Regions from separate parts of the Homo sapiens genome. Here region 2 is linked to region 1. A link is an interaction called in ENCODE POLR2A ChIA-PET data of the cell type or tissue named here. Cell type or tissue: GM12878. All regions are shown on one strand. Links, peaks and the distances in the headings refer to the core of each region. The heading gives the core; the rest is flanking DNA. Region 1 overlaps FN1-DT (FN1 divergent transcript). Region 2 overlaps FN1 (fibronectin 1).

Region 1 (9,061 bases), core at 5,062-9,061:
GTGTCTGTTTCCCTCTCTTATAGGACAGCAGTCATATTGGATTGGGATCCACCCTGATGTACGTGTTTTAACTTGATGACCTCTTTAAAGATCCTATTTCCAAATCAGGTTACATTCTGAAAGACTGGGGGTCCAGACTGAATTTGGGAGGGACATCATTCAAACCATAACAGTTCTCTTAGCAGGTGCTCAAGAATATTTAACGGAAGACTTGAATTTATTATTTAAAAACAAATGGTAAAATATTATGGGAGTTTAGCTTAGAAGCTAAAATTCTGCGTGGAGTTTATGGAAAGCTAGGAAAAGAGAGGAAACTCGAAAGTAGAATTGCAAATACCAGGGCAAAGCTAGTAAACAAATCACATGCAGTCAGCAGGAACAGAGCAGCTGAGCAACTAGGCATGTAAGGAAGGTAGTGCATCATACTGGTTACTATGAAAGCTGGGCTGCTGTAACAAAGCTGCTCAGTAACACAGGGCCTTCTACAATAAAGGAGGGTGTCTACTTCTCATGCAACAGTCTCAAAGTGAATGGCTCATGTCAATAGTCAAGGTCTGCTCTTCATGATAATTCAGGTCCCAAATTTTCCCAAGGCATTTTGATCATCTACATGGTTAGAAGCTGGGTGTCCTCTGTGTTGTGTATTTCAGCTAGTGGGAATGAACAAGGGAATCTGGAGGAGTGACGTTATTAAACTAAGGCACAGAACCAGAGTTGGGATAGATCGCTTCTTCTCACAGTCCACTGATGAGGAACTATTTCTATTGCCATGCCTAACTACAAGGGAGACTGTAAAATTTAGCCTAACTGTGTACAATGGGACTAACTGTGAAAGAAGAGAATGGATCTGTGTGGGCAACTAGCAGTCTCCACCACACAACTTAAAAAACTTCAAATGGTAGAAAGAAAAAAAAAAGTCTTTCTAAAAGGAATTAATTTAGTGCCTACAATCAAAGAGTTTACAGTACTGTTGGGGAAAAAAGAATCAATATAAAATTTTTGAAAGAGCTATAATAATATGCTGGCCTGTGTGGAAAAAAAAAAAAGTATAGGTAAAGTCAAAATGAGGAGAAGAAAAATACCAGATTGGGCCATAAGAATTAGAAAAGGCCCATGATCATTAATCTTGCCACTAATAATCATCATCTTTCTGTTGGTTTTCTCACTTTTACACAGAGATAACAATCACCATCAGTGACAACTTCTCACAGAACATAATTTATATCACCTTATTTACATACTAATTATATTAAATGATAATAGATCTCATAATTATCTACCAATTAACTTAATAACTATTTAATTCAACACATAAAAAAGCCATGGTTTTAGCATTTATTTCCTGTGATGTCTTTTCCCCCATGAGTTTGAGATTAAACTTTTCTTCAATTTTACTCTTTGATATCTTGTTCCAAAAAAATAAAATTTCTTTCCAAAGCTCAGACTGATAGAAAAGGATTTAATGCTATATAAGCTAAAAGGAAATATTAAAACAACAGTCAAAATATATGTAATAAGTGGAGAGGGGTGGTGTAAAAAAAAGAAAAAAGAAAAGATAAAATGTACGTAATAGAAAATTGTCAAAAGTATGTCAATACTTGTCAAATTGTATACAGGTATGTGGGGCTTATGAGATGGCAATTATATCTCAATAAACCTGTTTTAAAAATCTGAAGGGAACATTTCAGAGAAAATTGTGTGGACATGTTATTTAATTTTTTAAATCTTGAGTCATTGCCCTCTTAATTACCTATAGGAGAACAACCAGAACCACAATTTGCTAAGCTATTTTAACTGTTTGTCTAAGTTGTAACTTTAAGCAACATTAATTGGTCCGCCATTAAAACTTAAATTTGAAAGACAAGAATAGATAATTAAAAAACAAAAATTTTCGTTAGTGAAGGAAAATACCTTCTAATTTAATACTTGTGTCCTTAAGTTGAAAAACTAAGTTCCCCAGAGAAGTTTTAAAAATATCAGTGCAAACTTGGTTTTCTAATTGTAATTCCATAGTATATTTACTTTATATTGTTCTTCAAAACTGAAATGTGTTTACAATTTGGGTCTATAAATATTTATATTATTTTGCTTTAAAACTTAATTGGACAAAGAAAATGGGAAGATTAACTTAATGTGTAAGTTGGTAAAGTATCAGGAATCTTTCAAGAATTTATTGTCTGCCAGGTGTGGTGGCTCACATCTGTAATCCCAGCACTTTGAGAGGCTGAGCCGGGTGGGTCACTTGAGGCCAGGAGTTCAAGACCAGCCTGGCCAAACACAGCGAAACCCCAACTCTACAAAAAAAAAAAAAAAAAAAAAAAAAAAAAGAATTTATTGTCAACTGACAAAAATGTGACCATTTCGCTGTAAAAATAGAAGATAAATTATCAAATATCTTTAAGATGAGCTGTAGTGAAATACTGCTCATATATAACTAACAAAAATATTATAATCACTTTTAAATTCAAACAAGCCAAAATTAATGGATTCTCTAGTTTTTGAAAAATAAGTAATGTAAGTTGAGGCCAGGTGCAGTGGCTCACACTTGTAATCCCAGCACTTTCGGAGGCCAAGGCGGGCAGATCATTTAGGTCAAGAGTTCGAGACCAGCCTGGCCAACATGGTGAAACCCATCTCTACTAAAAATACAAAAATTAGCTGGGCGTTGGGGTGGGCACCTTTAATCCCAGCTACTGGGGAGGCTGAGGCAGGAGAATTGCTTGAGCCCGGGAGGTGCAGGCTGCAGTGAGCTGAGATCATGCCACTGCACTCCAGCCTGGGTGATAGAGTGAGACTCAGTCTCAACAACAACAATAATAATAATAGTAATAATAAGTAATTGTTAAGTAGAAAAATCTATAGAATACTATCAGTTTCAATGCATTCCAGAAACAGTTGTGTTCCCTAATATCACATTTTATTCTATGAATAAAGATATGACAGATTTTTGTTTGGTTTTGACAGAAAGTCTCTATAAGGCATAAGTGATACTAGTCTACCAGGTCTGTCCAAGGTTTTCTTTCTTGAGAAGGAATTTGTGTACACTAATATTGTGAACACCTAGGAATTTACCACATGCTGAACTAGAGCGGATCTGAATAAGCTTTCCTCGACTTTACATGCTCTCAGCTAGATTATTTCATATCTAAAATGAATTTAAAGGCAAAACTTACATTTTTACATGTGTGAAAAATATATAAAAACCTTTAGCTTTTACATATATTGCATTTGTAGATTTAAGAAGCACTTTAAAAGATGAATCTCTTTCTGATGTGCCCCGATCTCAACTTCTTTGCGTGAACCAAATTACCTGGACAAAATCAAATTATTTCCAAGACAGTTAAGACGTCGACATGACCATGCGTGGTGGCTCACACCTGTAATCCCAGCACTTTGGGAGGCCAAGGCAGGAGGATCACTCAAGCCCGGAAATTTGAGACCATCCTGTGCAACATGGCAAAACCCCATCTCTACAAAAAATACCAAAACTTTGCCGGGCATGGTGGTGTACACCTCCTATAATCCCACCTACTCCGGAGGCTGAGGTAGGAGGATTGCCTGAGCCTGAGAGGTGGAGTTTGCAGTGAGCCAAGATCTTGCCACTGCACTACAATCTGGGCGACAAAGTGAGACCCTGTCTAAAATATCATAAATTTAAATATAAAATTCTGGTTTCTTTTCTCCGTCATTGTATGATGACTATGTCATTTGCTTCTATCATCTGAGCGTTTTACTTTGGGAAAGATAGAGTGTTAAAAGCGCATGCATTCAGTAGAGAGAAAAAAATAAGACCATGTAAGTCATGGGAAATACAAAGAAATCACAGCATGATTAATACTAGTTGCTAAGTTTGGAAAAGAATTCGTGTGTCCTAAGTCTATTCTGCTATAATTTAAGACTTAAAACTATGGGGTGGACTGCTCATGTCATCATTGGATGGTTAGAATCTGGATCGTCGCTGGGCATGGTGGCTCATGCCTGTAATCCCAGCACCTTGGGAGGCCGAGGCGGGTGAATCACCTGAGGTCAGGTGTTCAAGACCAGCCTGGTTAAAGTGGTGAAACCTCATCTCTACTAAAAATACAAAAATTAGCTAGTCGTGGTGGCGCATACCTGTAAGGCTGAGGCAGGAGAATCGCTTGAACCCGGGAGGTGGAAGTTGCAGTGAGCCAAGTCACGCCGTTGCACTCCAGCCTGGGGAACAAGAGGGAAACTCCATCTTAAAAAAAAGAAAAAAAAAGAATCTGGATCCCCGGGGTTTTAGCAGAAAATGGAATTAAAATGATTTCCATCGGGAGAATTTTGTGAAAGCACTGTTACCCCAGTGTGGGCATGACCAAGGAATAAAAAAGGGATGCTGAGGTTCCCAGGGACTAGCAATGTAGGCAGTTTGTCACTCCTACGGCTGCCATCATGGGGAAGGAGCCAGCGATAGCTGGAGCCTTGGAGGACCAAAGCCTGGGGAGGACTGCTGTCCTAGAGCAATGTTTCTCCCTTTTTCTTTTATGTATTAATGCCCTACCTTATACAACCCTCCAGGAAAGAAATGAAATTTAAAGTCTATCTAATATGATAAATTCATGGCCAGGCATGGTGGCTCATGCCTGTAATCCCAGCTCTTTGGGAGGCCGAGGCGGGCGGATCACCTGAGGTCAGGAGTTCAAGACCAGCCTGGCTAACATAATGAAACCCCGTCTCTATTAAAAATACAAAAATTAGCCCAGCATGGTGGCTCATGTATGTAGTTCCAGCTACTTGGGAAGCTGAGGCAGGAGAATCGCTTGAACCCGGGAGGCAGAGGTTGCAGTGAGCCAAAATCTTGTCCCTGCACTCCAGCCTGGGTGACAGAGCAAGATTCTGTCAAAAAAAAAAAAAAAAAAGTGTTAAATTCACAACTAAGGAATAAAATTTTTATTAGGTAGGGTTGAAATTTTTTAACCACTCCCCTTCTACCCCAAGAACCCACTTTTACCCTCTTGGGGCACTGTTGCCCCATTGATAATGCAGGTCCTAGGGAAAGGCAGCTGCCACTAGAACTCTGGCACTGAAGCCAGAACAAGGAGGGAGTGGGCAGGAACAACTCTCATCTCCGTCCTCTGTCCTCCAGCAAACAGAGGAAGCAGCCCCGCAGTTCACAGGGTCAGGCCCAGGGCCCAGAAGCAAGGCAGAACGATCTAGAGGAAGATAAAAAGTAACTGCCTGAGAGTGTTTCCAACGTTCTTTTAACATATAGGGCAAAGTCTCTTTGGGGAAAGCCATGTATGTCTTCGGTAAGAGCAAGAATTTTGTGTCAGGAGGACCGTGATTTCAATTTCAGCTCTGTCCCTTTCTTACAGCATAAGCTCTAGGACCATCTTTCAGCTCCGAGCTTCAGAGAGTAAAATGGCACTATTGATATCTACTTCTGGCAGTAGCTTTGAAGATAAAATAAAATAGCATATGCAGAGCACTTAGCACTGTGCCTGGCTGGATAGTCACTGAATGTGAATCTCAGAGTGTTTGTCATCTGCCCTTCTCTCCTTCCATTCATTCATTTGACATTTGCCAAGTACTTATCCAAGGGTGCCTGGTACCTAGTGCTGGGCATACAGAGGAAACAAGACAGAGCCTCTGCCCCCAGCAAACTTCCAGCCCAGTGGAGAGTCGATGGTAACAATCTTCCACATTTGATTCAAAATGCTGAAACACAGCCAGGCTGTTTGAAGGAAATTGGTTCCCAGAAGAATGGCCTTGGCTACAACAGATGGAAACTGGTAGCGTGTCAGTTGGCAGAGTCCTGTGTGACATCTTTTGATAAATTAATCTCATGTGAAAGAAGTCACCCACAAAATTCTTTAGCCAGTTGTCTTGCCCATACCTTTGGTTCTGAGGGAGACCATTATGTAATCACTTGACTAATCACCTGGTATTGACAGTGACACAACTTGACGCCACAATTTCTACAAGGCTTGTGATTGAGAAAACTTCATTCTTTGTCAATTATCAACAAACTTCTCAGACATTATACTCATGCGAGCTGCCTTCAGGGCATTTTCTTTTTCCTTTTCACATCTGTGCTTAATGAGTAGCATTTTTGCACATTGTTTTTCTAAGCTTTATATCCTCATCTGTAAGAGGAGAGGATGATAGTGCTTACCTTAAAAGTTTGTTGATGGTTAGATGAAAAAAATTCATATGAAACACTTAGTACTGGATCTGGTTTAGAGTGTTTAATAAAATGTAGCTATTTATTTCTATCTAGGTGCTGAAATCTTTGTGACTTCGTGACTACTTAAATGTGCATGCATGTAAGCAGTGCCTTAGTTTTCTTTTTTTTTTTTTTTTTTTTTTTTTTTTTTTTAGGCAGAGTCTCGCTCTGTCACCCAGGCTGGAGTGCAGCGGGGCCATCTCGGATCACTGCAAGCTCCGCCTCCCGGGTTCACGCCATTCTCCTGCCTCAGCCTCCTGAGTAGCTGGGACTACAGGCGCCTGCCACCATGCCTGGCTAATTTTTTTTTTTTTTTTTGTATTTTTTTAGTAGAGACGGGGTTTCACCATGTTAGCCAGGATGGTCTCGATCTCCTGACCTCGTGATCCGCCCGCCTCGGTCTCCCAAAGTGCTGGGATTACAGGCATGAACCACCACGCCCGGCCAGCAGTGCCTTAGTTTTTAATGTTTAAAATAGTAATGATTTTAAATGTCCATTTTATCTCAGTAAAATGGTCATACTTAATGAAAGAATATATCAAACTTATCTAGAAAATAGTTCAATATAAATTTACAATAACATGTATATGGCATCTTTACAATTCGATTGAATGTATTCTTAATTTATTTTAACTAATTAATTCACTAATTAGACAGGTAGGCATAAATATTGACAGCTCATATCAAAATAGTCTATTGTTGGCATAAATTGTTATTTACTAGATAATGTTTGTGGTTATTTTTAAGCATTTGGCTCAACTAACTTTTGTGATTAGCTGCATATGAGATGTTTAAAGTATGTTAATGCAAAAAGGATAGAAAATAATTTAAATATGGCAAAACTTCTATTTTTTTTTAAATTCAGCCTTTCAACAACAACAAAAAACTCTTTAATGCCAGCAACATGAAATAACATACAAAATTAAAATTTTTACAAGAAGCTGCTACTTTGCTTGGAAAGATGAAATGTTCTCCAAGACAGTTTTGGTTACATGTTCCAGCTACACAGTAGTTAGTTCCCATTTTACTGGATAAGTTAAACACCTTTGCCATGCCTGTTGGGAGTTACATCACTCTAATGAGAAAAGAATATTCCTGTTAAGAAGCAAAAAGCATAGATTAAGGCTTTTAAAAAGTGCTGATTAAAAAATAAAGTCACTTAAAATGTAAACAAAATGCCTATTAAGCGAAAACTGGTTAGCTTTCATGGCATAATTTAAAGCCCTTATCCAGTATTTTCTCCCTGGTTGCAGGCACCCTGTCAATTCTTGACAAACTTTTCAGACATTCTACTTACGAGGGCTGCCCGCAGGGAAGTTTATTTTTAACTTCTCACACCTGTGGTTAATGAGTAACATTTTTGTAAACGTGGCCATTTTCAAGGAAGAAGGGAAGCATTTTATGCCAAAAAAAAAAAAAAAATTCAAAATAAGAAAAAAAAAAAACTACCCTAATTTATCTCCCTCTAATCTACCTATAGAAGAAGATGAAATGAAAGTTCGAGCTCTCCAGAGTCAATGGCCTCCTCTCTAGCAGAACTGGAAGAAATTAATAACAGGATAAAAGCCAAAGGTTTCAGGAAAAACAGCCCATCAATTAAATGTTACACCTAAATGTAACATTTGAAATGTAACATCTAAATGTGACATATTTAAATGTAACCTTTAACATTTAACATTTCAATGTTAAATGTTAAATTTTTGAGACAGGATCTTGCTCTGTCATCTAGGCTGGGTCTGGAGTGCAGTGGTGTGATCACAGCTCCCTGCAGCTTTGATCTCTCGATCTTCTGGGCTCCAGTCATCCCCCAGGACTCATGTCAGACTCCTGAATAGCTGGGACGAGAGGTGCCTGTCACCATATCTGGTTATTATTATCATTATTATTAAGAGTGTCTCACTATATTGCCCAGGCTGGACTTGAACTCCTGGGCTTAAGTGACCCTTCCACACTGGCCTCCCAAAGTGCTGGGATTACAGGAATGAATCACCACACCTAGCCTGTTTTTATTTCAGTCCTTCTAAATGACTGGATCTGATCAATTATTTTTTGTGCTTAATCAAATGTCTCCATTGCTAATCTTCAAAACAAATGAAATCAATTTAATTCAGATTTCCATAATTGCTCATGCTCCTCCTTAACCTTCTGGAATAATAAAATTTCCCAATACCATTGCCCCCCGCCACCCACACCCCCCTAGTTCCCGAAAATATATGTGCTTCTTTTTGTTACAAAAAGTTTAAATTGCCTGAGGCTCTGGGAAAATTCTATCACTATGGCAATTCCAAGAAGAAACAAGGCACAGTCCTAAATGAAGATTTGTTCTGTCTCTACCACATATATGCCTTCACACAAATAGTAGGTTTCAGAAGGAGTTACTGGTGTAGAAGAAATCCACTACTATATTCAAGGCAAACTTCCTCTCAGAAAAATGAAGAAATGAGGACGCCTTGTGTATGTTGCTGCTACCTGAGAGCAAGTCTTTGAAACCAAAATCAGGAGATGGTTAAGAGTAAAAAAGAACAAATACTAATTTTTAAAATCAACTTTTGAAAAAAACAACTTTATTGAAGCATAATTTACATACCGTAAAATTCACTCATTTTGTGTATAATCCCCAGAATTTTGAAGCTTTTACCAAATTGTACAGTCATCACTGCAATGTAGTTTTAGAACACAGATTTCCATCACCTCAATAAGATTCCCTGTGCCCTTTTACAGTTAATTCCTGTTCCCAGCCCATAAACTTGGGTACCCATGAATCTACTTTCTGTCTCTATTGATTTCCCTTTTTTTGTCACATTTCTCTCTCTGAATACAGTTTTAGAAAGAAAGAAGGAAAGAAGGAAAAAGAAAGAAAGAAAGAAAGAAAGA
Region 2 (7,200 bases), core at 2,488-6,487, 75 kb after region 1:
CACCATGCTGCTGTCCTCTTGAGTGATTAAATACTGAAACGATTACCTATAAAGAAAATACCCCTTCTGCAGACATGGGGACAGTTGGCTTTTGCTCCTGATATAAAATGCTACCAACATTGTGCATTTCTGTCTGCAGAGAATGTTATTCCAATGTTATTTCCATTTTTTTCCAATGTTATTTCCATTTTTTTTTCTGACTATACAGGTTAAAAGCTTCTATAGAGGTTAAAAGATCATTAACTCTTCTTTGTAGCACCTGGGAAATCCTTTTAAATCAATAGCGTGCCACCTGGCTGCTCAATTTGCAGCAGCTGAAAATTCACCAAGGCACATGAGATAGGGGATAATCAAAACCGTGAATCCCCAATCTTCCAACAGGAGAGTTCTCTACTCCACACCAACAGAGAGTGCTAAGTCCTGTCTATGCCAAGTGACAGATTTTATTCCTAAGGCCAGTTGTTTAATTTTAGCCCCTTCCCTCATCTGATAGAAGACTGTGCTACTTTACATGTATAAATTCCTGTGAATTAAGCAGTTGAGCATTTGGCTGGAGAGAGGTTGGGAGGAGATTATTTTGTGTTTGTTGTATTACATATCCACAGTAATGCTTATCTTTGCCTTTTGTGGTTTTACTAGTAGAATGCCACGTGAACAGAATTTTCAAGAGCAAAAAGGTCTTTGTGCTTTTCTAAGTCATTTTTTTTTTTTTTTTTTAAAGATTCCATCTCTTTAACTTTAGTTAGGATGGAATTTGAACTCCTGGCTCTTTTGAGTATAGAAACCCCTAGTAACAATTTAAGTTCCTTCCATTTTTCTTTTAAACTCCTTATTCCCAGCAGCAGTATTCTACATTCTAACCAGGTTCTCCCAGCTTTGAGACGTCTCAGACTTACCAGTTCTCCAAAACGCTATTTTCTTTAAGGGTGACACCTTTTAAAAATTAGGCACCTCAAATATCTACTGCTTTTGAGCTTTTGAGTTTTGCACTGTAAAAAGAAAAATACACAGTGGGATTTTAAGTCAAATTAGTTTATCTAATTTTTAGGGAATAATTTGAAGCATGCTTTGTTTGCATAGATTTTTTTAAAATAAGCTTTTCCAAATCATAAAGAGATAAGATCTTAGGTAACATGAAGAGACTCCCTTACTTATTCCTAAATCATCTATATTCCAAGGGCATTTTCTTATTTGGAACAGTTGACCTCACTGATAAAGCTGTCTCACCACTATAATAACAATGTCCAAAATCTAGGCTTTCTGCACTATTATGCAAAAATTACAATAATAAAAGTGAAAATTACATTATAATGGTATATTAAAATGCTAAGACTTTTGCATTATAAGCAAAAGACAGCCTTTAATAATTATTCTTTATTTAGTGAACATTTTCTAAGTCTTGGAAAAGGGTCAATGTTTTGAATTCATGGCCTTATATAATCTTCACAAGATTCCCCAGGAGGTATAGATATTTTTATTATTACGCTAGTATTGCAGATGAGGGAAGCAAGGCAGAGTGGTATTAAATAGCTGGCCCAAGGTCACTCAGGTACCAATGGAGAGGCATCATTAGTCTTTGCATCCCACTAAAGTTCTCCACTAGCTTCAATTGCCTCAAGATCTGTTCCATGTTCTATGAAGTAGTTTCAACAGAAATGGCAATTATCTTAGAAGCAAGGGAAAAATAAAAGATGGGCTTCCTGTCGGGTGCCTGTGACAGGTGTCACATCTAACCATGGTTTTTTAGAGCAGTTAATGCCTTGATAGAACAGATGAATGCCTCTTAATCCTCCTGGAATTCTTGTTTTAGATTAAGTCATTGTATACAGTCATTCGATTTTCTTCTTATGGTCCAAATCGATTAATAAGATGTCTCTTTTTGCTTTTTCTTCCTTTTCTTCATAGTCAACGAAGGCTTGAACCAACCTACGGATGACTCGTGCTTTGACCCCTACACAGTTTCCCATTATGCCGTTGGAGATGAGTGGGAACGAATGTCTGAATCAGGCTTTAAACTGTTGTGCCAGTGCTTAGGCTTTGGAAGTGGTCATTTCAGATGTGATTCATCTAGTGAGTAGTTGCTTTGTCCATCCACTTCCGTGTTTGTCTCCTCAAGTTCCATGCATGCACTCATGTGCCAAGGAAGCATGTTTGGAAGACACAGGTTCTTCCAAACATGAAGCAAACAAGAGAATACTGTTTGACTCGAAGTAATATTTTGCATCATAGAAAAATGATGGGAAATTTTACTTGTTGGACATTGCTTCATTTCAAGGGTTGTATGCCAATACAACTATTAATTACACATAAGATTATGGTGCTAATTTGATTTTTGAAATTTTCTGTGAAAACAAATGGATAAAGACTTTTGGAACCAGGTCTATTTAAGAGTATTAGAGACACAGAAAAACCTCAAATCTCTTTTAATCTTCAGTGTTGAATGAGATCAGAGGTGAACATTTAGACTCAAAAACAGCCTCCTTCAACATAAACCAAACATGCACATATCATAGTACCCATGCACACACTTTTGCGTCACACACATAGCCCAGGTAGCTTGAACGTTGCTAGAAATATGAAAGAAAAAACAGATAATCTGCTTTTAGATCATTAAAAATCAACTTGAATTGATAAATGTTTGATTTTCAAATTCTAATACGTTTTAATTTTCAAATTTTTTAAGTTAAAATGTGCCTAGGAAATATCTATTATGCTTTGAGATTAGGATTAGAATTTATAAACCTTTCATTTATTCTTTGTGTTTAGGAGATGTGATGATTATTGACAATTGGTTCATTTTTATAGGTGTTGACCGTTATGCCTATAAATAAGCCTCCTATAGACATACAGAAATCATATCCTGTGGAATTAGAATATAAGACTTGGTAAAAGAGATTTTCAAAGTATTTTACTTAACTTGTATACTTGAAATCATTTAATCCAGACTGAAGTTGTAAAAGCCAGCCAGTGTTTTCAATATAGACTTCCATGTTTGACCATCTGAAAATGAAAAACACTAAAAACATCACATGCTGTTTAGGAGCTGGAAATTTTAATATTTGACTTCAAGTAGATGGTTTTTAACTCCTGAAATCGAACTACGTTTAAGTTTGTATGTTTATTACCTGTTTGAGCACTTAGGTGCAATTGTGGGAGCGGGGATGTCAAGTTCATTTATGTGACTCTTTGGCTCAACTTACATAATCTTTGTTTTGATATCACAGTTGTCTAATTATTTTACTTTGTAGCTTAAGGCAGGCTGAATTGTTGATAAAATGGAAAAAGTAGTATATTGTTATATAAGCTTCTGAGGTGTGTTTTGTTGTATAAGCCCTGGAGGTTAAAAAGTCATCCCTTATGTATAGTAGTTAAAGGCATAAAACTGTGACTTTTAGATATTCCACAGAACCAGACTTATTTGATGTGGATAATAACCAATGATTTAGCATTTTGTTTGCTTTTGTTTTATTTTATCCGGGTTCATTTTTTACTCTTCCCATGTACATGAAACAGGTGGTGGCGTGTAGAGATCAGCTGATCCTTGTTTTATGGTTAATTGAACTACTTTGTATCCAGGGTTTCTGCAAATCCAAAAGTGATTTTTCATCTAGGATCTATTCCTAACAGTCTACTCCAATCCCACTTTAGTTTTCCACAATTTTAAATCTTAATAGTGAGAATTCAAATGAAAGTCATTTCATTTGACTATTCTGATGACATGATTGTGGCAGAATAAATTGGGTCTTAAAATGCCCTAGAAAATGGTAAATGATAAAAAATAATATTTTAAAATTCAACCAAAGAAATGGCCCATTGGCCAGGTGTGGTGGCTCACACCTGTAATCCCAGCACTTTTGGAGGCTGAGGCGGGTGGATCACCTGAGCTCACGAGTTTGAGACCAGCCTACCCAACATGGTAAAACCCCATCTCTACAAAAAATACAAAAAAAAAAAAAAAAAAAAAAATAGCACTGTGGGGAGTGCCTGTAATCCCAGCTACTCAGGAGGCTGAGGCAGGATAACTGCATGAACCCAGGAGATGGAGGTTACAGTGAGCCGAGATTGCACCACTTCACTCCAGTCTGGGCGACAGAGAAAGACTTTGTCTCAAAAAAAAAAAAAAAAATAAAAAGTAAATAAATAAATAAAATAAATGGCCCATTATAGGGGTTTTTATCTTTAACTTGCTATTTTTCCAGATCATGGTTCTGAAGACCCTGTGACACGTCCCAGTTCACCTACTGTCTTGTGAGTCAGAATATACAAATAACTTTTTGGTCCTGACTTTCCCCACCCCTACAGGATGGTGCCATGACAATGGTGTGAACTACAAGATTGGAGAGAAGTGGGACCGTCAGGGAGAAAATGGCCAGATGATGAGCTGCACATGTCTTGGGAACGGAAAAGGAGAATTCAAGTGTGACCCTCGTATGTCATCACAGATCATTTTTAGTGCCTTATTAAGCATTCTCACTTTCATTATCAGGCTGTAACTCTCATTCACAGAAATGATTGGAGACTTTAGGTCTCCTTGAGGAGTGAACAGTGGGTTTCTTAATCTTTTGATTTGGGAAAGTGGAGACAAGCTTCAAAAATGAGTCATGATTTAATGTTATTACAGGACACTTTAGCACTTGTCCAACCTGAGTATTTTGACCATTATCTGCAGTAAAATGCTACAAAGAAGCTTTATTGGTCTGTAGATTCAACTTTTAAAATATGATTTCCATCTTCCCGTTGGACCCTTTCCAGTGTATTAGGTCTAATTTTTGGAAGTGCCACCCTAAGATCTGTATAGCAGTACTGCTCTTAGGGATGATTCACATAAATATGTGGTGTTTGCGCTGTGATGATACAAATTTAGGACAGAAATAGAACCCACCCCTAGATCAAGTCTGCAGTATTGTTCTCAGCTTATGCGTGCATCTGTCTTGTGTCTATATGCAGATGAGGCAACGTGTTATGATGATGGGAAGACATACCACGTAGGAGAACAGTGGCAGAAGGAATATCTCGGTGCCATTTGCTCCTGCACATGCTTTGGAGGCCAGCGGGTAAGACTGGATGTGCCAGGCTCCCTACAAGTTAGATAAGATAAAGGGTGGGCTCCTGCAAGGATGTGTCGTACACACAGGAGGGGCAGAGACCCTTCGGAAGTATTAAAATACCACATTTCCTGTTGGCATACAACTGCTGACATAGAGCTCTAGAGCAGCTCTATGTCTACCTTACATGCCATTCATTCTTTCTATTACTCTTAGTAGAAAGAATGAATGAATGGCATGTAGAGTACCAAAAACACAAGTCTTGAGTCATTCTTAATAGCAACACCTGTCATTTATATGATGTTAGAATCATTTTCCTAAGCTCCCTAGCATGTCAGAGATACTATTTACACTGAAAAATAGTGAAGCAGAGATACTATTCAAATTAATTAGTGGTAAATAGAATGTGTTTCATTTCAGCCGGTTCTCCCCATCCTGGGCAGCCTGAGACCCTCCCCTCCCCTACTATTCTCAGGCTGCTTCTATTTTTCAGCAAAGTGTTAAGTGCAGTGTAGCTCTAGGCCTCCAACTCCATTCTGATGGACAGGTGTCCCATGGCAACGTTGTTAAATATTTTGAATAATATCTCAGATGTAAGAAAATGCCACTTCTTTTAACCTCTCTCTTGATTCAGAACAGATGCTTGTTATAGGTCTAGCACTGTGCTAAGTAGTATAGGAAAAACAGAGGAAATGAGAAATGGCTTGGCTCTTAATGATATAGTTGAAGATGTTAAATTAGCATACATTTCAAAGTCAAGCTAATTAAGTTCTAAGTGGGTCTGACAAATACAGTTCTGGGTAGGCTGGAATTAGCAAGAAAGAGAAGCATGAACTGGCTGAGGTTTACGATGACTAAGGTTTAGTTGGGAGGGGAGAAAGCAGAGAGACACACCCCCTGGGATAGAAAGGAGCTGGCCCAGGTGGGCTTTGGTGAGCCAACCCTCTGCCTGCTGTCTTCTGGTAAGAAAATAGATGGGAAGAAGTGGCTTATGGAGGGCCTTGGCAACCCATTATTTAAGCCAGTACTTCTCAACCATTTCTAAAATATGCCCAGTATAACAAAAAATAATAAGCCTTTCTCTAATATGATTTCAAATTTCAAAATGAAATTATGTGTAACTCAAAAGCAATGGAATGTGACAGCCCTTTGTTTTCAACGAAGACATGCCCTCCCAGCAACTCCCCAAATCCTGGTGGGTGAGGGGCATGCTTCACACTCAAGGGTGAGACTCATTGGTTAATGCCAAATGCATTAACCAATTACAGGTATCCAAGATGCAAAGAAACATGATGGAAAATAGTCTTTGGGAAAATTAATCTGGCAGCAGGGGTGTTCAGGGGCCTGTCTTGGCTCCACCAGGGGCAGCCCATGGAAACTACTATGATCTTGTTTCACCCCCAGTGATTACATGGGGAGGGAGGTGCTCCCAATTCTGATGGAGGAGAATTGGAGATTGGAATTTAGATTGAATTCAGTATCTCTCTCTGTCTCTCTCTCTCTCTCTCTCCCATTAACACTTACAACGACTGTGATTGTATGACCTTAGAACTCAGTCATTCTGGTATGAAATTGTGTGATGGAGAATGAATTTGCTGGGAAGTTGATTTTGGTCTCACTTCAGCATCTTCTCATTATTTATGCACATGAAACCTTTCATGTGCGACACTTATTCTATTCTCAAGTGCTAAATGAAACATTTAAGACAGGAGTGGAAACTGTTCACTTTCTCATATGAAAGCAAGATTCAGTGATTCTGTAAGGAGGTAGTCACTGGTATTGTGTTAGGTATTAAGGGGCATATGTGCTTAAACAGAGAAATATGTCTAAAATATTTAAATTCTAATATAAAAAAGAAAGTGACTGTATTATTTAGGGCTGCATTTTAGTTGTAAGAAAAAAGTCCAACTCAAGCAAAAATGGCCCACACAATGGAACAGTCCCAGGACCCACCGGCTTCAGGGGCTGCTCCAGCAATGGCGCCCGGACTCCCTCTTGCTCCGCGTGCCTTCCCATGCACTGGCTTCGTGCTTCAGCGGGGTCTCTGCTGATGGTGCCATTGATGACTGACCTCCATGAGCTTGCTTTACCCCCTGCCAGCTTAAGAACAGTAGTGAAAGAGAACATGTGTGTCCTCCCATTTCCAGTAAAAACT

Evidence for each region. ChIA-PET counts read pairs that join two places held together with the same protein. Peaks named below come from ENCODE experiments on the same cell type or tissue, not always from the same donor. Only the 100,000 strongest peaks of a DNase experiment are listed, where the experiment ranks them.
Region 2: POLR2A ChIA-PET joins it to region 1 with 5 read pairs; 2 of 35 experiments call an interaction of 5 or more read pairs at or near these places.

What each region holds. Positions count from the first base shown.
Region 1 is chr2:215,438,619-215,447,679 of GRCh38, reverse strand. It overlaps FN1-DT (FN1 divergent transcript), which reads right to left. Exons shown (of 2, transcript NR_187198.1): 2 at 8,735-9,061. Among named protein-coding and RNA genes, the nearest start is that of FN1, 7.1 kb to the right of the region's middle. In GM12878, for the core only: no CTCF peak of the experiment used is centred there; no DNase peak of the experiment used is centred there.
Region 2 is chr2:215,362,733-215,369,932 of GRCh38, reverse strand. It overlaps FN1 (fibronectin 1), which reads left to right. Exons shown (of 46, transcript NM_212482.4): 42 at 1,906-2,070; 43 at 4,303-4,428; 44 at 4,948-5,054. It also overlaps a transcript of ATIC not described here. Among named protein-coding and RNA genes, the nearest start is that of ATIC, 54 kb to the right of the region's middle. In GM12878, for the core only: no CTCF peak of the experiment used is centred there; a DNase peak (open chromatin) is centred at 4,412.